Linked DNA regions of Mus musculus: region 2 is linked to region 1. The links are chromatin loops, found by intact Hi-C in ENCODE. Cell type or tissue: heart. All regions are shown on one strand. Each heading gives the region's core, and the rest is flanking DNA. Links, peaks and the distances in the headings are about the cores only.

What was found. Peaks named below come from ENCODE experiments on the same cell type or tissue, not always from the same donor. Only the 100,000 strongest peaks of a DNase experiment are listed, where the experiment ranks them.
Region 2: a loop joins it to region 1, with 7 times the contacts of the local background. A loop is called at or near these places in 5 of 42 quality-filtered maps.

The regions. Positions count from the first base shown.
Region 1 is chr9:27,185,996-27,196,493 of GRCm38, forward strand. No RefSeq gene overlaps it. Among named protein-coding and RNA genes, the nearest start is that of Jam3, 36 kb to the left of the region's middle. In heart, for the core only: a CTCF peak has its summit at 1,689; DNase peaks (open chromatin) are centred at 5,656, 6,146, 7,096 and 7,516; H3K4me3 peaks cover 1,174 bases; H3K27ac peaks cover 1,743 bases.
Region 2 is chr9:27,104,948-27,115,445 of GRCm38, forward strand. Jam3 (junction adhesion molecule 3) reads right to left here. Exons shown (of 9, transcript NM_023277.4): 2 at 1,402-1,467; 3 at 560-673. Among named protein-coding and RNA genes, the nearest start is that of Jam3, 45 kb to the right of the region's middle. In heart, for the core only: CTCF peaks have their summits at 1,357 (motif pointing right), 4,636 and 6,947; DNase peaks (open chromatin) are centred at 3,724, 4,724 and 5,954; H3K27ac peaks cover 1,522 bases.

The sequences.
Region 1 (10,498 bases), core at 1,560-9,559:
TTTATGATTGTGTTTTGTTAATTGCATTAGAGGCTCTGTGGGAGAATGGCATGTGCTTTGGCCTTAAACAAAGCAGGCCCAACAGAGGCTAGAGGAGGCAAGCCTACAGCAATATGTATGAACAACCTGCAAGGCCCTATAACCCTGGGGGCTGGTATCCTTTCCCCCTCCTGCTTGCTGAAACAGGGCTCTGCTTCCACTCCTGGGTGCTTTGTTTCCATTTCAGGTAGCTTTTCCCTCCAAGACTCTAGCTGACACTAGAACAGGGTGGCAGGTCTCTTTGAGAATGCAATTTTGCCCCATTCTCTCTCCTTTTTGACTCCTCTTCCCACCTCCTCTGTCACTCCCTATCCCTGTCCCTGTCCACCTCCCCCTCTCTCCCCCTCCTCCTCCTTCTCCCCCCCCCCCCCTCGCCTCTCCATACCCTCTTTTCTCCCCTGCCTCCTTCATCCTGCCCTTATGAAATCTAAATGCACATCTGCTTTGGACACCCTAGGCTCCAAAGGTTTCACTGCACTTGCTGCCTTGTTCCTGGATCGCATGCTTTCTTGACAGCCTGGGTCCTCTACAGTGCTTGAGTTGGCTGGTCATCTTATCCCTGCTCCTTGGCAGAAGGCAGTCATGCAAAATCCAAACAGGTCGCTGGAGAGTATTTACCTTTTTATTTATTTATTTATTACTGAGAGTGGCTAGTGATGTGTTTATAAAAAGATAAAGAGAGGGGGGATATGTTCTATGGAGATGTAGTCAGGAATCGGGGAAGAGGGTGCCTCTGCGGGCTCATGCTGAGACATCACTTCCTCCTGAGGGACCAGCCACATGATGGTATAGTATAGAATAGAGTTTATTCAGGGCATGGGGAGGGGAGTTAAAAGGGAAGTATAGGCAAAGAAAGGCAGAGAGATAGAGATGGCGGAGAGGAGAGGAGAGGAGAGGAGGCCAGCCATTATTAGCACATGGAGGGAGAGGGGGGAAGAGACAAGAGGACACAGCAAAAGCAAGAGAGGAGCAAGAGAGAGAGGAGGGGGCCAGCAGCCCCTTTTATAGTGAGTCATGAATACCTGGCTATTGCCAGGTAACTGTGGTATGGAGCATACCTGTCTGTTGCCAGGTGACTGTGGGGCGGAGCTTAGACAGAATGCTAACAGCCATGACATGCATGTATCCAGCACTACAGGCTCAGCTATTAAGTGAGCCCTCATTTTTCTCGGTGTTACCCGCAGCATAATGACTCTGGGACCTTGTTTCTCTTTCTCGGTTCCTTTGTGTCTTTCTGAGCTGTGGTTGGCGCTGATGTTGGCGATGCGGCTCCGCTCCAGGCTTATTAACCTAGGCCCCAGTTCTGGCTCTGTGAGTTTGGTAGATCAATGTCTCTGTCTTGGAGCCTTCCTTTCTTCATCTGTCAGAGGGACTAACCATAACAGTGCCTGTGACTCAGGGTCCTTGTCACACGGTTAAACAGCAGCCGGTGTGTTATGGGCACATCAGTGTTGGATATCAGGGCCTGCCCCACACTGCCTGCAATTGTCCTGTGCTTTCTCTCCATCTCTGAAATATGCCCATGAGGAACTCCATGTCTTACCCAATAAAGCATTTGAAAAGCCCAGCTGAGATTCAGCTGTGAGAAAGTACAGCTTTGCCCTAGTCTTATCTGGTTTTTGCCTGTTGGGGAGGGCATGTATCTCTAGCCCCACCTTCTGTCCCTCCTGTCTGAGTCTTCTCCCGAGCTCTGGTCCAGCCAGAGCTAGCTATGGAAAAGGAGGTTATTTTTAGCTTCAGACAGAAGCAGCAGCTGTCCACCACCTCTCCGAGCTCATCTCAACACTAGAGGTTCCAGCTACTGTGGTCAAGACCTAAGGAGGTGAGGAGGGCTGGCCAGTCAGGTCTTGAGAACCTACATGGCTCTCTTCTGTCCCAGAAGGGGGCACTTTCTACCCCAGGATAAGCCTCTCTCTAGTTTGCCTCCTGTCCCCCGCTTATTAAGCCCCAGTGGCTTAGCAGCTGAGCTGCAGAGGATGCAAAGTGGGGAGGGAAGGGAGGGACAAGCAGAATTTATCCAGAGGGCTAACAGCCTGCACAGAGGTCTAGTGTGGTCCTAGCCCGTTTTAGAGCTCTTTTGCCAATGTGCAGACTCCAAGATGCTGAATTTTGCAGGCCTGTTCTGTTTGGGGTATTGGGTTCTAGCACAAGCTGAGCACATCTGTGCCATCTCCTAGGGGTTCTTCCTCTGCCTCTGCAGCAATAGCATGAATGCTGGACTTGGTTGTGGGTGCACTGCCTTGAGTTTTTCCATAGTGGTAAATAAGTCTTTGACAGTAGGTGAACAACCCTGAGACATAATATTCAATTACAAAATGATTGTTGAAAATATTTGTCATAGGTCCCCAAATGATGGTAGTTCTAGTGACTCTTGTACTCCAAGCAGTGGCCAAGGGAAGGGAAACACTAGGCAGATTAATCAATCCATCAATTTTTGTATTTGCACACATGATGGCTAGGTATTGGCCTAGGCTTAAGCTACCTTGGTAGGCAAGTCAACAGACAAGAACCCTATTCTTGAAGAACTTACATTCTAAAGTGAATGTATGCAAAAAAAACATATTCCCATAAAAAAAAAAGTTCAACCCTGAATGTTTCTAGATGCCTAGTTATTGATTGCTAAGATCAGGTTTCTCTGGAGCCTATCTTCCTGATGCTGTGAGGCAGCAGTTCTCAGCCTTGTTCAGGTAGCATATTGCTTTATAAATCAGTTAAAACTGTGAACCCCTCTCGGAAAACACATGGAGAGACCACACACTTGGAGACCTGCAGACAGTTGGAGGGGCTCTGCGTTCCTTTGCTGCAGAGTGGGAGGCTCTGCTCGGCCCTGCTCTGGTGCGTAATATATACTGCAGTTCCCAGCAAGAGCTGCGCAGCTGAATTTTAATCACAGCCATCTCCCAATGCAGATCAGGAGAATCTGGCTACTGCTGAACCATTGGAAACATTTCTAAATGCTACCAAATGGCAGACAAGAACTACAAAACTCCTGCACAGCTATAGTCATATGACCCCAAGTGACCTCTGGGACAGTCGCCAATTCTTTTCCCTTCATCAGAGGTCTCAATACTCTTACATTCTTATTGGAAAGGGGTGCTGGGGTCTCTTTCAGCTCTTCTGTACCCTTAGGCTCTGCCATGTGATCATATAGGTTTGTCCTAGAATGTGAAGGGGAGAAATTGAGCCCAATCGCAGATGTCCTTTGGCACGGGAAGAACCACCCCTCCTGTCCTGGAGAGAAGTCCCAGGTGCCCTCAGTGGCCACACTGTCTGTTCCTTGTGCACTCCTACCCTCTACTCTCTTTGTCATGGCTCCATCCTGCAGCTGCAGTGGAGGCACTGACTGCAGAGGCTGCCACTAGACTCAAGGAGTGAGCCATCCATCCCGTGATTAAAGCCAACATTGTCTTAGCTTTGGCACAGGTTGTTGACTTATAAGTTTCACTCCACAGGGAAAGGCTCAACACAGCTCAAACAGCTGAGGATGGAGGGCAGTGGGGCTGTCCTGTGGTGACAGAGGATAGCCTTCCCTGGCAGCTGGCCAGGTATGTGGGAATGCAGGAGTATCTACTTTCTCGAGACTCATGGCCCTGTGTGGAGTGAGCCACAGGGCTCTGATGAGAGCTGAGCTACCATTTCCCTTATTGAGGCACCACCTGAGAATCAGAGGAAGGCTAAGGTAGCCTGTCTGCTCCATAGTAACTGGATGCTTCTTCAGGGCTTTCACAGATATGGGTAGGGAGACTTTCTCCCATCATCCTCAGTACCAGACTTGGGGCCCAGCCATGGCTTCAATACACAAGTGAGGGCATAGGAGTTGTAAGTCTAAGAAACCCCAATATGGGGTTTCTGGCACCAAGGGGTTCAAGCCAGACAATCCAGGGGCCAAACAAGACCTGCTAAGGCTTCATCTCTCTTAGAGACTTTCTCCCCCCTCCCCCAGCATCTTCCCTGCCTCCAGGCTAGAATTGAAATGTTTTTAGCCACAATCATCTGTCTAGAACCAAGGCTTCTCCTCTGCTCTGCAGAATTGGGAGGGGGAGGGGAGTGAAGGAGGGGCCACAAAGGGGCAGAAGCTCTGCCAGATCTCCTGGGCTTGAATGCTCTTACGGGTGTATCCATAGATTATAAAACGTATGACGAAATCTCTGAGAACGTCACCGTAACGAGAGAAGCACAGGTGACTCTTCGGGAGGCCTAAGAAATAAACCCCTATGACTGGTGCTCTGCGGTGATCCCAAACACAAACCTGTGTTCATATCCATATTCTTGAACCTGTCTGTAAAAAACTCTCCCCTATGGTAGGTAACCCTGACAAATATTCATGGGCCGCGCTCACATCTCTACACAGTCATGTCCTTCCCTTTCTATCTTACATGCACATGCCAATGATACATGTCTTATAAAGTAGTTTTACCAAATTCATGTGTAACACCTTCCGGGACATCCCTATAAATAGTCGTAATATAGGTGTGCATGTAACACACATGCATACCCCAGTTGGCAGAAGCAGCACCTTCAGACAGTCTGAGATCACAGCGGACCACGCCCTTTCCAGACCACGCCCACTAGGAAGGCCACACCCCTCAATCTCTCTAAACCCTGCTGCCATCAGGGCCCACTTGTCAGGTGTTAGCCCACTTTATCACACAATTGTCCCACTTTCTTTTCTCATTCCTTCTTCAAGCATCGGTCTGTGGGTGGAAGCGTCTGTTCCCAGTCATCTTGTCATGTCTCTTCATTTTGAGCTAAGAATACGAAACAGAGACATGATTATATATTAGGTGTCCAGGCACCTGAGCTCTCAGCTGATTCATAATAAGCTATTTTGCTCACTTATTTTTGTATGATTTCACAAAACTTGCGAAGATTTTCATATCTGCTCAAATCCTTCCTCAGTTTACCCACTCATAAGAATTAGATCAAATTACTATTTTACTCAGGTCGAATTATTTTGTCTTCATAATGGCAGTATTATGGGACTTAAATCTGATGTAAAAGAAAGCAGCTTTGAGTAATACACACGCACGCACACACACACACACACACACACACATATATGACCAGTAGGACAATTTGAACTATAAAGTTCAGGGACATTTTCCTAGTAGGCTAGAGGTCTGGGGTCCAGGGCTCAATGAATCAAAGTAGAAAATTCATTCCCAGGTCCTTTTTTCTACCTCCCCCCCCCCCCCCACCATACATAGTATGACTTCAGATCTAGTATTTAGGCTAAGTAAGAATGCCCTGGAGTTGATCTGAGAATCTGCACTGGGGCATATAAGCTTGGCTCTAGACTGCTGCCTAGGGCTTACACCTGGGAAAGTTCCTTTCTGCTCTTGGGCTCTGGGACTATACCAAGCAGCTGAGTGCCTACAAACAAGAGACCCTGCAGTGTGGTGTTTCCCAGGACAGGCTAGGATGAGCATCTGTGCTACCCTGGGCAGGTCTAGTGTTGCTGAAGGCAATCCCCTAGTATCTTGCTAAATCAGGCTTAGGGAAACATAGTTTTGCCCATTCCAGGCATCCTAAAGCTCCAAGCACAGCGGCTAGTTTGGGTGAGGGGAGGAGGCGGGGAAGCAGAGAGCTGGAGCCAATGCTAGCTTTGGAGAGAAGCCAGCAGCTTGCGCAGGGCTGACTTGTGTCTGGCCCGACCTTGTAAGAGGTGAAGGCACAATGCTTAAGAGTGTGATTGGCTTTAGGACTTAGAGCAGGCTTATATTCAGCTCAGAACCTTTATTCCTTTAGCTCAGCACTGTCAGATCCACAGTGCTGTTTGTCTGATTCAGTCACTCCTCCCTTGGGACAGTTCTTAAAGAAATTCCCGTACTTGGGACACCCGGTACTTGGCAGCACACTGAGCACATGCAGTGGGAGGAGAGTAAGGCTGGCCTCACAAGAAACCTCAGGGCTTCCCCCAAATGAATATGGGAACAGTGAAGAACGAGTGAAGAAGACTCAGGTAAAGAAAGCCCTTTTCTGTAGAGATCTGGCTTTCTGCAAGGGTGATTCTAGGTGGCCCTCCTCCCAGGAGCGCTGCGGCAGCATCCGGTTTCTGGCAAGGTTGGCCAGGAAAGCTGGCCAAGAGGGTGGGGGTTGCGAGAAGCTGACTGGGTTGGAGGTGGAGCCTGCAAACTCCGCAAGGCAGCAGCCTGGCTCCACCCCTCTCCTGCCTGAAGCTCAAAGGGATGACATCACCCAGACTGAGGGCTCTAGCCTTGAAGGGCTTCATCAGCATCAGCGGGAAGCTGGCACCTGCAGGGCTGAAGGACTTCCTGAGCAGACACACCACAATTCTCTGCTTTTCTCGTGGATCATTTCAGACTTCATGGGTCTATGCTCTGGGGTCTTGGAGATGGCACCTGGCTATCCAAGCCTGGGGCAGTTTCCTCCGCCCAGATTGATCCATGGCAACAGGCCTAAGCACTCCTCCCCACCGTGCCAAGTGCTTCTTTCTCTTGCCAGCAAGCTGCTGTTCCATTTTTCTGAGATTCCACGGAGAAGGATTAGATCACGAATTCTGACCATGCAACATTTAGCCACAGAAAAAGCTGGTGTCCCTCTCCCTGCGGGCCCGTGTCCCCTCCCCCACCCCAAACTCTACTGGGTGCTTGTGTTGCCTGCTTGCAAAGCATATGCTTGGCTGGTTGCTTGGTGTCTGCTGTTTATCCGTCTCTTCCTACTTAACTTCTGTTTCTTCTTGGCCCATCTGGCTCCCTGGTACCTGTCTTTCACTCATACTGTGGCTGCACTGGATACTACATCCTAAGCCCTATCTGTCCCTCTGCCACCTTCCCTCCCAGAGCCTGGAGACTCTTGTCTACTTTGGGGTCACGTCTGAGAGAGAACCTCTGACCTTAGGTTTAGGACCACAGAGAGACTGACACATACACAGCAGAGAAGCCTGGTGTGTGAGTGACTGCAGGATTATCTCAAAGATCTCTGGGAGGGGATGAGGTGTGTCGGGAAGGAAGCATCATGAGAGTTACTTAGGTCTCAATAGAATGCTAGATCTTGAAGGATCCCTCCCTCTCTAGCTATTCTGAGCTCCCTTCCTATTAGAGGAAATCTTGGGGCAGGCGGGGGTGGGGTGGGGTGGAGGGATTGTCATCCACACCAAAACCCATTGATGTTTTCTACCCACTGGAGGGGGCTTGCACATAGCAGCCGTCTGTGCAGAATGAAGCCAGGGAAATCCAAACTTTTTTTGACCTAGGTTCAGTTCAACTTCTTTTTGCTCAGAAGAGGTTGTGGCCGTCTCTGGGCTTCATGGCAGGTCAGCCCTGGGAGAGAGGACTTCTGAGAAGACAGCTTAACAGCCCCGACTCCCGTCCTCGCCAGCAGTTCTGCAGGATGATCTCCCCACAGCTTTCTTGGCGCCAGCTCTTCACTGTGGGCTCACAGAGTCATTTGTCCTCTCCACAGTCCTCTCACCACAGTATACACCCTTGTGGTAGCTCACACTCACCCCTCCAACACAGCCCACTTCCTTCCTGGTGTGTCACGGGGTTGCTGTTCATGACTTTCCTGGGATTCAAGAGGCCTGGGGGATGGGGGGTGGGGGGAAGGAATGAAGATGGAATAGGTGGGTGGGGCCTAAGAGAGGATGGCAGAGGAGAGATGGAGCCCCCCCCCCCCCCCCCCCCCCCCGGCCAAGAGGGGCAAGGCTTGTCATCTGCCTCTCTAGACCCAGACTGCACCTCCAGGCTGAGGCTGGCTGCCCAGGAGGCTGCACTGGGCCTAGAGTCAACAAGGAGGCACACACTCAGGGACCACCAGCTGCTGCTCCTGTGGAAGCATCTGCTTCTCTCGGAAATCCATAGGGCTTGGCTGCCAGGCCTCACTGCGTGCCCACTCGGTGGCTCTGTTCTCTGTCTCTCTTGTTCCATCTGCCTGCTCTACCGGCTGCCTGGCTCAACTCCTCTTAGCCTCCTTATTGCTCTACCAGAATGCTCTCCCTTCATCCTTCTCCACGTCTCTGCCCCACCACATCTATGCACCAAGTATTAGAGCTTGGGTTTTGTCTTTGTCTTTATCCATCACTTGTTTCTTTCCAGTTTCTCCCATATTCGTATTCATACATATTCTCACCCTCCCCCCCTCTCTCTGTTTCCCCCTTATGCATATTCAGTGCTTCTTTGAAACGTCACTTCAATTATTCTACCTGTGAGAAGCCTAGATCGGCTTCATCGATCAAACGTCTTGGCCTCTAACTCTAGGAGCCTGTGTTAGACCACAGTCTAGACTGACTTAATGTTTGGAAGCCTACCTATGCTCTCTGAGAGCCATCAAGGCCCAGACTGTTCTGCAAAGATCCTTCCTCTGATGTGGACACAGCAGCCTGTCCATTGTGTTGGGCGATCGACTGTGAGGATCACAGGAAAGCCTGTCCACCTTGAGCAGGTGATGCTACGCGGATCACCTGCCCTTAAAGGCACCGGAGGAGTGCAGGCCTGTGAAGGAATCCAAGAGTAAGACTTTGTCATTTGGTGTTTTGATTGTCCATTTGTGTGCGCTCCGTCATCCCTGACAGCTCCCGCAGGAGGTTCATAAAATAAGAAAAGGTGGTTTCTCATGGTAAGTCCCTTAGCCAGTGTTTCCAGCACTGGAGCGACTGATCTAGAATCAGAATCTTGGTTTCTAGGCTCTCTGACTATGAGAAGCAATTGAATAGAGTTTAGACTCAGAAGGTTTTGAGTTTAGACTCAAGGTTGAGAGGGATAATAAACCAAGCAGATCTAGGCACAGCCCCCCCCCACCCCCCAACCCCCAGGAAAAGAGGCAACAATGGAGAAAGGTAGAGAGAAGAAGGGAGAAGGGAAGATTAAATAGGACAAGAGGGATGGAGCAGAAGGGGAGTTATAAATGGCAGACTCCTCACCTCCTGCTTGTGTATACCAGCTATGACCATGGCAGTAGCTGGGATGGGGCCGTTAAGCCTTCTTTTCCTCACACAGTATCTGATGTCATTCCTCCAGTCCCTGTAGCTTCTCGGTTTCTCTTCTTAGCATCCTGGACCCTTCTTCCTGCCTTATGTTTTGTTTCCCATCCTGATCCTCAGTCTCGTCCTGTGTTTGCTCCATGCACTTGATGTCCTGCTCCCTCTAATCTTCCCATCCCTGCACTTTCTTACTCCCAGTGTGCTTCCCCCTTAGCCAAATTCCCCAGCATTGCTTTCTCCAGAGGAGCCAGGGTTGGTCCAAGGAGGTCAGAAGGTGGCCAGGGGTAAACGACATGTCTTGCATCAGGGATGTTTTGTGCTTTCCTTCACCTCCCAATGACTCAAAGTCTCCAGCAGCCCTGTGCACCTCTCCTTCAGAAACACAAGCGATTGTAGGCTCACATCCATGACAGGATTGCCTTCTAGTGGCATAAACTCACTTGATTCCTTTCTGGGATCCTTTGCCAGCAATGAGCTGACGGCAGACTCCTCACCTCCCGCTTGTGTATACCAGCTATGACCATGGCAGCAGCCTGGAAGAGCCCTAACCCCTCCCCCATGCATACCTGCTTCCCCTAACCTAAGGCCACTAGCTGGTCACTCCTGAGATGCTTCTGGTTGTGAATCAGCTTGGCTTTTCTTCCATAACCTGGACTGTTGAGTTTTCACATGAACTTCTTAAGCCAACCTCTTAATTTTCTGAAATTTCATTTTTCCTTTCTGTCCAGAAAAATAAAAATTAGATTTAATCAAATTCTTCTTCTAAAAAGATTACTTTAAGCTGGGCAGTGGTGGTACATGTCTTTAATTCCAGCTCTGCGGAGGCAGAGATGGGCAGATGTCTGAGTTCCAGGCCAGCCTCATCTACAGAGTGAGTTCCAGGAATACATAGTGAAACTCTGTTTCTTAAAACAAACAAACAAACAAACAAAACCAACAAAAATAAAAAGAGATTAATTAAAAACATTCTGTGTGTGCATGAGTGTGTGTGTGTGTGTGTGTGTGTGTGTGTGTGTGCGCGCGCGCGCGCGCATCTGTGTCTGTGTGGGTATGACCATGTGAGTGTTGATGCCCATGGAGGTCAAAGGCATCATTGGTTCCCTTACAGCTGCAGTCACAAGCTGTTGTGAGCCACACAGAATAGGTTCTGGGAATGGGGCTCCAGTCTCCTGGAAGAAGAGCAAGTGTTCTTAACTTCTGAGCCATCTCCTCAGTAATCTCTTAAAAATGCACTGTGATTGAACTATCCAAAGGGCCCCAACATCCGGGTCACTTTGCCTCTCTGCCTAGACTTGGAGTGGGATGGGACAACAGAAAATCTTGTAGTCTCTTTGTTTATTTTAAGAAAAATTATATTTTTATTAATTATTTGGGAAAGTATTTTGGGGGACTGAAGAGATGGCTCACAGGTTAAGAGCACATAGTCTACTCATTCATACATAAAAATGAAATAATTTTTCTTTAAAAAAATGAAGAATGTATTTGGGTCATCTTAGTACCTCTGCCAAATCGCCTCAG
Region 2 (10,498 bases), core at 1,038-9,037, 82 kb before region 1:
CTGCCATTACATCTCTCACCATGCAGCGCTTGCTATCTTGTAGACTGCCTGAGCACTCTGCAGCCTACGTCCTGACGCCTGGCTCTCAGTCCCCTCCTCGTCCTCCTCGCCATCCTATGGTAGCTTATGTTACTACTGCCCCCAGATACTGTCCTGCTTCAGGTCAGAGTAGGGAGGCCCCAGGCCTGACCCTGGACACAGTGGAGCTCAATCCTGTGTGATACTGCTGTGATAATCCCTTTGGGCACCCCTCACAGTATGTCTGTCGTAGGCCAGAACAACATGGCTAAAGAAATGGTTTGCTGTGATTTCTCAAGCAATATGTACAGAGATCCAAGTCCTTACTAAGGAGCTGGGATTTGTTGAAGTTGCATTGTAGAGGTACAGGCAGGCTCAAAATATCAATACTAAAATTGAAATTTTCTCCAACAATAAACTCAGAAAGTCAGAGCAGTCCTAGCCACAGGAACAGGCTAGCAGTCTGGGGAAATGTTACTGTAAATAAATTCCACAACCTGCAGACAAAATAGGAATAGTGCAGAGGACAGTGGGCTCATACCTTGAATCTTGTTGTCAAAATACACATATGTGGTTTGGCCATCTTGGATTTTCTTCCATTCAATCCTAGGGTCACTTGTCTGTGAGTCCGTAATGATGCAAGACAATTCCACACCTGGAGAGCAATGAGAGAAAGATAAGCTTAAACTTATAAGCTTAAACTTTCCAAGATGAGTTTCTGCCAGAAAAACCAATGAAAACATTAGTAAGGATTTCACTACAGAGAGCACACCTTCCCTTAGACACCTGCATCTATTATATGAGCTTTCTTTGTTGTATAGATACAAGGATAGGCAGGAAACAGATGACAGCCAATGTAACCTGCAGAGTGTGTTGCTAGTCTACCCAACACAACAGCCATCCTGAACATTCTTGGCTAGTCCATACAGGGAAGTAGGGGCTGGAGGGCCGGCTCAGTGGCTAAGAGCACTGACTGCTCTTGCAGCTAGCAGTTCAATTTCCAGCACACAACTATCTATACTCCATCTCCTAGAGACCTGGGGCCCTCTTCTGACCTCTGCAGTATCCTCCTGTGTACATAGGCTCACAGTCACAAATAAATATTTTTTAGATGATAATAGACAGGGTGTGGTGGTGCACACTTTTAATCCCAGCACTTGGAAGGCAGAGACAGACAGACAGACCTCTGTGAGTTCCAGGCCAGCCTTGTCTCTATAGTGAATTCCATGTCAGCCAGAGCTACACAGTGAGATCCTATCTCAAACAAACAAATATATAAATATATCAATACAATAAACACAATAGAACAGGTGCTGGGTTGGCTGCAGAGCTACCTAGTGTCCACTAGGGGGCCCCATCCCTCTCCATGTTTCCTGTACTTACTTTCAAATTCATGTACCACTGGGTTTCGGTTGCTGGATTTGAGATTCACTGCCTCTATCATGCAGCCTAAAGGGAAAAAAAAAAAAAAAAAAAGTAAAATCAGACAGCCCCATAACAGCAAGAAACTCTGGGTGGAGGCCACAACTTTTCCTTCCATGTAAACGTGGATGTCCATCACAAAACACAGGGTAAACAATAGTTGATATTTCCTTTGTTTCTCATATTCTAGAAGAACTTAAGGGAAGAGCTTTGAAAGTAAAAAAAAACACCCATTATTAATACTCATGGCAGCAAAGAACAGCACTAACTAAGACCCAGCAAGCTTTGAACAGAGTGACTGTTGTGTGTATCCTAATGGGCCCCGGTGTAGCCTCTCTGCTACAGCTACCCTGGGTAGGCTTCACAGGCATGTTGTTTGAGACAGGGTCTCTCACGGTCTGGAATCCCGGATTAGGATTGAATGTCTGGCCAGTGACCCTCAATGATCTACCGGCACTGGATGACTGATGTGTGCCACCATACCTGCCATCTGACACAACTCTAGAGACCTAACTAAGGTCTTCAATGCTTTCAAGGCAAGCGTCCTATTGACCAAATTATCTCTCTAGCCTATATTTTATTTTTAAATGGCACTTAGTGTCTTAGGTTGGGTTTCTATTGCTGATAATGCACCATGACTAAAAGCAACTTGGGAAGAAAGGATTGATATTATCTTACAACTCTTCACACTCCATCACTGAGGGAAGTCAAGGCAGGAACCTCAGGCAGGACCAGAAGCAGAAGCCATGGAAGAATGATATTTACCGGCTTCTTCCTCATGGCTTCCTCAGCCTGCTTCCTCAGGACCACCTGGCACCACCCACAATAGGCTGGGCCCTCCCACATCAATCATTAATCAAGAAAACACGCCCCCACACTTGCCACTGCAATCTAACGCAGACGTCCCTGTGAGTTGTTGGTCATAAAGGCCTCAGAGGCTCTAAAACCAGGACAGGCCACTGCCACTGCTCTTGGTTGTCCACTAACCTGACGTAAGTCCAAATTGATAAAGATACTATTGGCTTTAGATGCAGGATATCGAGAAATCAACTCAAACTGACCAGGAAACTAGCTTACACTGTTGCCAGAAGGTGCTGTGTAGGCTGCTAAAGAGAGAAGACATCAATGGCCTGACCCAGTGCTGGACACTGCATGCTACAATATTGACCTGCTGGCAATGCATGGCCACTGGTGCAATAGTGGTGTGACTGTTAGCGAGCAACCCTAATCCACGGGAAGTATTTCATGTCTGGTACTAGGAAGTTGGTCAAAAGCTTCTGGCTTGGGGATCCTCTAGCTGTTGCTTTGCTGTCAAACTGCTTTCTGAAGATTGATGGTTTTGTGCACAGACCTGCGCTTCTCTCCACCTTGGACAGGGAAGCTTCCTTTCCAAGTGCACAGTTAGCCCAGACTCATAACTGCTCCGAGGTATAATGAATGAACCGTGCTCAGCTATGCAAGCATCATCCATTGCAACTTCCCACCAGCCAGAGCTCAGGGAACTTTGCAAAACAAGACGGAAAGAACACAACAAACGGGATGGAGAGGAGAGATGTGAAATGCTCACTTCTGGACGTGCCGTAGCTGTTGCATTCATCGACTCACGGCGTTCGTGGTTGCTATTGTGCCGGTAACCAGCACAAGATCAAGCCAGTCAACAAATGCCTATGTGGCTGAGCGAGGGCCTAAGGAAGGCCCCACTTCTTTCAGAGGAAGTAATGGCAACTGAAGTCTTCTAAGCGAAAAAGAGTCAAACTTTCTATGCAGATGCTGATCGGTTGCTCATATTACACTGGATGTCCACACAGTCACTCATGTGCATATGAAGAGCACTAATGTAACTAGTTATTAACAACAACAACAACAACAGGGAAGACAAGAAGCTGCAAAGGAGAGTGTAGGAGGGGATGGGGTATTGGGAGGAGGTGGAGACGCAATCAAAACATTATATAAATGCATGGAGTTTTCAAAAATAAAATATTTTTAAAATAATAAATAAAAAGAAAGAAGCGAGGGGCTAGGAGTGGTGGCGCAAGCCTGTGACTCAGTTTGAGGCCAGACTATGATACATAGTAAGTTCAGGGCCATTTAGGGCTACTAAGTGAGACCTTGTCTCGAAAGCAAGAGTTAGGAGGAGATAATAAACACCTGGAAACCCCTTATCTGTGATCTGGCTACTTACTTCCCAAAGGCTAAAATGGTCCCCACACAAGGACATCCTACAATGCACCACCACAGGTTATTTGTAGCACAATGAGAGCAAGCAGAGAAAAGTTGACATCCGCATATCTCATCAAAGCAAACGAAGGGTCAGAGTTCCTCAGGTCATTTCCAAGTGTTCATATCCGCTGGTTAAGAAGCTAGCTCCAAGAATTACCAGCACCCCACCCTTCTGGATCTTATACCCATAAGGCAAATTTGTGCTTTCCCTGGGAAAGCAACAGTAGTCAGGATAAGGAATGTCACATGAAAATCCACCAGTTAAAGAGTGTAAGATGTCACATATGAGCAGCCAGTCAGGAGTGTGCAGAGCAGACCAGAAATGTGACCTAAACTTACAGACAGCATGATTTTGACAGGCACCAACTACAAACTACAAAGGTTTGCTTCTTGTAGATCAGCTGACTATTCTGCTAAAGGAATTATCCTACCTGCAAAGTGATGCTTATGGTAGAGAAAAGACCCAGCAAAGCCTGTACCCCTCAGTACTTTGACAGGCGATGGAGCAGGGCAAGGAGGCACACCGTGCTGCTGGGATTCTAATGAACTGCACCTCTGAGCATCACTGGGACTAACAACATTCTCAGCACTGACTCAGCCTCCCATATTCTCCAAGTAAAGACTACTGCATGCACTTCCCAGGCAGGGGACAGAGCCTACTGGCAACAAGCACAGGCAAGAATCGAGCCCAGGAGTTTGGACTTATCATTCCTACTTCATGATTTATTTTATTAATTTTCTTATAGAAAACAATGCTAAAAATCTACCCAGAAATAAAAGAGACAGCAACAGATCCACATAATGGAGATTTTATACTAAAAGAAAGACATGAATCAGACCCTGAAGTCTAAATTGATAGCCCATTGTTCTACAAAAGTCCCTTTTCAGACAAGTTTGCAAGGGAAGTGGCTTTAAAAAGGACTTGATGTGATGTGCAGTTGGCACAGTCCTCAGCAACCCAACAGCTCTCCCTCCCGCTCACGACATGGAACTGAGCTAAGGGGGAGGGCAGGGACCAGGCAAGGATGATAAGGCACAAGAGGAAGCGCTGTCGCTCTGACGTTCACGTGGCCTTCCTCGTGGCCAGCACCCAGAGCTGCTGTGTTCTCCACTTCCCCTTCCCTTTCCTTACCGGGAACAATTGAGGCACCTGTGAAAAGAACTGCAGTTTCCTCCTCAGTGTTGAGAGACCTAGAGACTGCCAGGGTCTGGGGCCAGGATGGCAGGCAAGCAATACGCCAATCCTTCACTTGCTTAAAATACCATTTCCCTAAGCCAGACTCAGAAAGGGATGTTTATGAATTGCTGGGGGGTGGACAGGGAGGTGGGCAGAGGCAGAAGGAGGGACAAGTGTGAGCCAAATCTACTGGCGTGCACAGATGAAAACACCACAGTGAAGCCACCATGCTAACTAACTAAGTGAAGGCAAGGACCACTGTCCAAGCCCTCACGCTCACGCGTGGAATGACTTGCCAAACATGCCTGGAGGTTTTAACACGAGGTGTTACCCAGGAAGCCTTGAGCAGCAACTCGTTCAGTGGAGCCAGGCCCCCATCTGTAGTTACACTCAGAAACAGTCTGTTGCCCAGCCTGGGACACTCATGCCTCCTCCTACCACCCCAGAGTGACTGGCTATAAAATGCTTCTACAGCCTCAAGCCAGACCAGCCAATAACATAAAATACTGCGGCAAGCCCAGACTTAAGCCATGACAGGTGCGGAACTGGAATGGCATGAGCTTCAGCCCTCACTCTTGTTAGCGCTGCAGTCCGCTCCTCTGCAGTCTGCTCGCTCGCTCTGGTTGAATGTTCTAAGGGTGTCACACACTCAAGAGAACTCAGTTCTAAGGGTGACTGCTCAGCATCTCGGTGCAAACTATGCATCTTCCTTCATTTTCTCTTCTTACTTTGAAATTAAAGCCATGCAAACCAGAGACTGGATCTACTGACTCAGGACTAAACCACTACAATAATGGGAGAAGGGGGCTCTATCTCTAACAGTGGCTCTATTTACCTACAGGGCCAGCAGCAAGAGGAGATCAGTAGGCTTAGTTTTTCATGGAAAATTACTTAACTGCACTTTATACCAATTACTATAAACCAGGATAAAATTTTTCTTTTAAAATTATTTCAGTCTACAATATGTTGTTGCTAAAACCTAGTTTATGTGTGACTGGCTCTCAGAGAATTTATATTTAGCTTTCTGGCACTCTGTTCACTTTGTCTCCTGCTCAAAAGAAAACTTTCCCCTCACCAGGACTCAAGCCGAGAATATCACGTCAGCACAGAGCACTGTGGGACTGTGCTGGCCCACTGGGGCTCACATCTAAATATAAAACAGCAACACGGGTTTATCCATGGACATTAACTGCGTGTTTACTGTTCAGAACAGAACACTTGCCCGTGCTTGTTCAGTGAAAGCCACCTTACAGAAAAGTATTTCCCTATAAAGCAGCATTTCAACAATGTCACAGCATATTAGCCAACTTTCCAGGAATTTAAGGGCAAGAATTGAGGGAGAGTGAACACCGAATGCGATTGTCCAGAACCTTCTACACATACCGCAGAACGTAAATCATTCAAAGCAGGTTCTGACCGACCACGGCACAGCTGGAGGAAGTCCTGCTTAGACTACGAATGTGATCAAGGCCAAACTAAATGGCAATACAATCTAACAGAGCCTTAGAAATGAAGTATAAGTCTACCTAGTAATACACGTGAGAGGACAGGATGAATAGAAGTCTTAGGCTAGCTTGGGATACAGAACAAAACCCTGTCTTTCTTTAAAATATTAAAAAAAAAAAAGGGGGGGGGTTGTGGTGGCGCACGCCTTTAATCCTAGCACTTGGGAGGCAGAGGCAGGCGGATTTCTGAGTTCAAGGCCAGCCTGGTCTACAGAGTAAGTTCCAGGAAACCCCCCCCCCAAAAAAAAAAAAAAAAAGCTGGGTGGTGTCACACACCTTTAATTCCAGCATTCAGGAGAGAGGCAGGTAGAGCTCTGTGAGTTCAAGGCCAGCCTGGTAAACACAGCAAGTTCCAGAACAACCAGAGAAACCTTATTATCTTGAAGAAGGAAAGGGGAAAAAGGAAAAAACACACACACACAAGGATCAGCCAAACAAGATAGAATTAAAAATAAATCTGGCTTGAATGGCTAATTTTATGTGTCAATGTGGAGGGTGCTTTTACAAAGCATTACTATTTAAACTGTGGAACTCTGGGTTCTCTGGTATCATTAGATCTTATCCTAAAATTGGCTGCAGATCTAAATAGACTGAAGAGCGCCCTCCCCATGTAGGAGGAAGTTCTTCAGCAAAATGTCTTTGGGCCTGGTGACATCACTGTCTGTCCAGGGTCACCAGGCTCCGGGGATGCACTGTACACTGCTAACATTTCAGCTTTCATAACCTCAACACAATTCCTTAGCATACCTCTTCTCTGGAGACCTGCTTCTCTGAAGGATGCTGACGTGCTAATGCTGTGCCTGTGGTACTTCTTAAAAGGATATCCTATGTTCACATACACTGTACACATGTGCAGAAGAGTTCTTTGAGGGACTCTCAGAGCACAGAGCCAGAGCCACGGCTCACCACATCCCATAAATCAGACGAGATGCTGTTTCTATTTGATTCTACTGTCTCCTAACTCAAGACACCAAAGATTTACTTTTTAAAAGATACTTTTATTTTTAACTATGTGTATATTTTGAGGTAGAAGGTGCACAGGATGCCTTCTGAGTCCAAAGAGAGCATCAGATCCCCTACAGCTAGAGTTAACAGTGACTTTGAGCCACCTGATATGGGTGCTGCCTGTCAAACTCAGGTCCTCTATAGGAGCAGTATGCATTCCTGATTGCTGAGCCCTCTCTCCAGCTCCACCAAAGATTTCTTAAGCACAAATATGATTAATATCAAAATAGTAAAACTGTCTAATAATGCCTGAGACAAAGGTGAGTAAAGAAATAGCCGCCCCGGAAAAAGTGACCACGCACACACACACACACACACACACACACACTCCTCTCCTTTCTCTAAGATGTTGCTTTGTACACTTGAAAGAGGTCTGGGATTTGTAAAGGGGAGGAGCTCTGTGTGCACTCACTCTATGAGGAAAGACCACGAGAAGAAAAGGGGTACCCGCATTACACACACTCTTAAGTACTTAACCAATGGGATGTGGCCTCTGCACTCCATCAGCACCAAACACTCTTCCAGGAAGAATGGAGGAAGAACAAAATACCAAGTAGGCCTGAGGACAGGGTCGGAAGGCAGAAAGGCAGAAGGGGAAACAGGAAGAGAAAGACTCCCCCAGAGTACTAGCCTACCTCTTTTTGTAATTGGTTGTTGGCCTCCATCCTTTTTAATCATTCAAAAAGTTTATACAACAACAAATGAGCTGGGCAGCATCCCTGCAAGAGTCCAGCTTTAGCTGAAACCAGTATAGATCTGTAATATGCTTAGGAGAGAGAGGGTAGTCAGCATGTTCGTAAGCCCAGCATCATCGGCTGCTAATAGCAGACTAATTGAAAGCTCAGAGAGACATCTTTTCCATGAGACTCATCTTGGAGGTACTGAGGCATGACAATGGTGATGACTAAATATACAGCACGTGTCAATGTATATTCTTACTCTGTAGAGCATCTCACCTGCAAATACATCACCCCTAACACTAACCTGACTGGAAGCCTTGCCTGGTGCGACTCTGTGAGCCGGTCCTGTAAACACTACTTGCATGTCATTACAAATTCTGGTATCAGAATTCCAAGACAAGAATATGTGCTCTTATGTGCTACAAAGAATCTACTCAATTTAATTCAAATGGAATATATTCAATTCGATTCAAGTATATACCAAGTTATATTTGCATTCCAACTGTATAAACTGTGCAATAATCTTCCATCTTGCTTACACTCTCCAAGGCCCTGTCTGGCTCTGCAGCCTGAGGAGATGCACAGAAGCGGCCTTAGCTGCTGTTGTCACGGGCAGGGGAGGAGGATGGGCCTACTTTAGGTGGAAGTGGAGTCTCCACTTCATGCTCAGAACCACTGTAAAGAAGGGATGAGATTTCTTTATCCCATTGTCCTAGCAATAAGAAACATATTCAAGCTACAGGACTTTCAGCTTTAACATGTTAAAAGAAAAATAAACATGGTCTAAAAGCATCCTGTGTAACTGAAACTGAAGAACCAGGAAAATTAAGAATGGTTTTATGAAGAAAAAAAAAAAGAGTAAGTTCAATTCTCATGTGTACAGGCTAACTTCAGCTCAGTCCCACCAAAATAGGACAAAACTATACACTACCAAGAATTTGTCTATTACAGGAAAGACTTTTCTAACTCACTGCTACTAAGTTATATACTTAGAAATAGAGCAGCTTGGTTGTATTTTTCTCTCCTCGATGAATAAGAAAAATATTCCCAAGAGCTAGGTGGCTAGTCGGGTCCCTGTAATTCCAACTCTGAGCAGAGTGAGCTGAGAGCGGAGCATCAGAGAGCGGAGGTAAGGTCGGAATGCACAAGTCAGACACCTGTCTGCGCTGCACTGAGACCGTGCCTCACAAACGGAAAGAGAGCATTAAAGAAATGCATGTATATTCAGTGTATAAATTATACAAATATAGTATACAAATAAATGTCAACATGATTCAAAATAAACATTGTAGTTTTATGTGTAGTTTAAGAAAACAAGCAATTAGGAGTAACTACTATACTTTAATGCCATACATATAATCATGACTAAATATCTAAAGTTCACTGAATAAATAAATTCACAAGTACAAGAAAAAGGCAAGAATGAAAAAAAATATTTTTAAAGAGGTAGAAAAGAAAATGCAACCCACGGCACATTCGGAAGGCTGGGTCACTGCAACCAAGGGGATTCACAAGTATTAATGGTGGCAGGCTCCATGCTAAGTAAGCAGCAGCCTTCCCAGGGCTAACTCCCACTTGTTTGTTTTAAATGGCTTTGCCATGCGTAAGAAAGTGAGAGGTACTATTTTAGCAGGAAACATTTCAGACTCATGCTGAAGGTAACCATTCCAGCCCAGAATGAAAAAAAAAAAAAAAAGCAAGGGTTTCCTAGCGAAGTTACTTACCAGTAATTTCGGGTATCAAAGTTCAAAATTTAGTCCTGCCTAATCTACACACTTTTTATGTCCAAAGCCACTGTGAAAAAATGACCATGACATTGTCTCTGTTGATTCAGCTTAAACATATATACTATCCATGAAATAAATTACTTTAATTAAAAAAGGAAAAAATCAAGCTGGGCAGTGGTGGTGCACGTCTTTAATCCCAGCTCTTGGGAGGCAGAGGCAGGCGGATTTCTGAGTTCAAGGCCAGCCTGGTCTACAGAGTGAGTTCCAGGACAGCCAGGGCTATACAGAGAAACCCTGTCTCCAAAAACCAAAAAAAAGAAAGAATCAAAAGATGCCAGGAAGGATGACATAATGGGATTCCTGGAGTATAATGCTGCAACAGGGAACACATGACTCAGCATTTGTGGAGAAATTAGAATTAAAGATCATAAAGAGTGAACTTTATTGTACAGAAAATTAACAAAAGAATCAGCTAGGATGTTCAGGAAGCTAAGTTGAAGGACAGAATGTGACAAAGGAAACAGTTACAAATACCAGAACCTCATTCCCTGGGATCCCTGTTGGGGGGCTGGGGGGACCTACTGACAAGTGCATCTGAGAGGACACTGCACTCTAGCTCTCCCCCAACAGTAATGTGGGTTAGCAACTCACATGAGAAAAAAAAATCTTTACATATGTAACAATCAAAAAAATAAATCATGTTGTAGATAGAGAGCCAAGTTTCATACACTTTTTATTTAATGT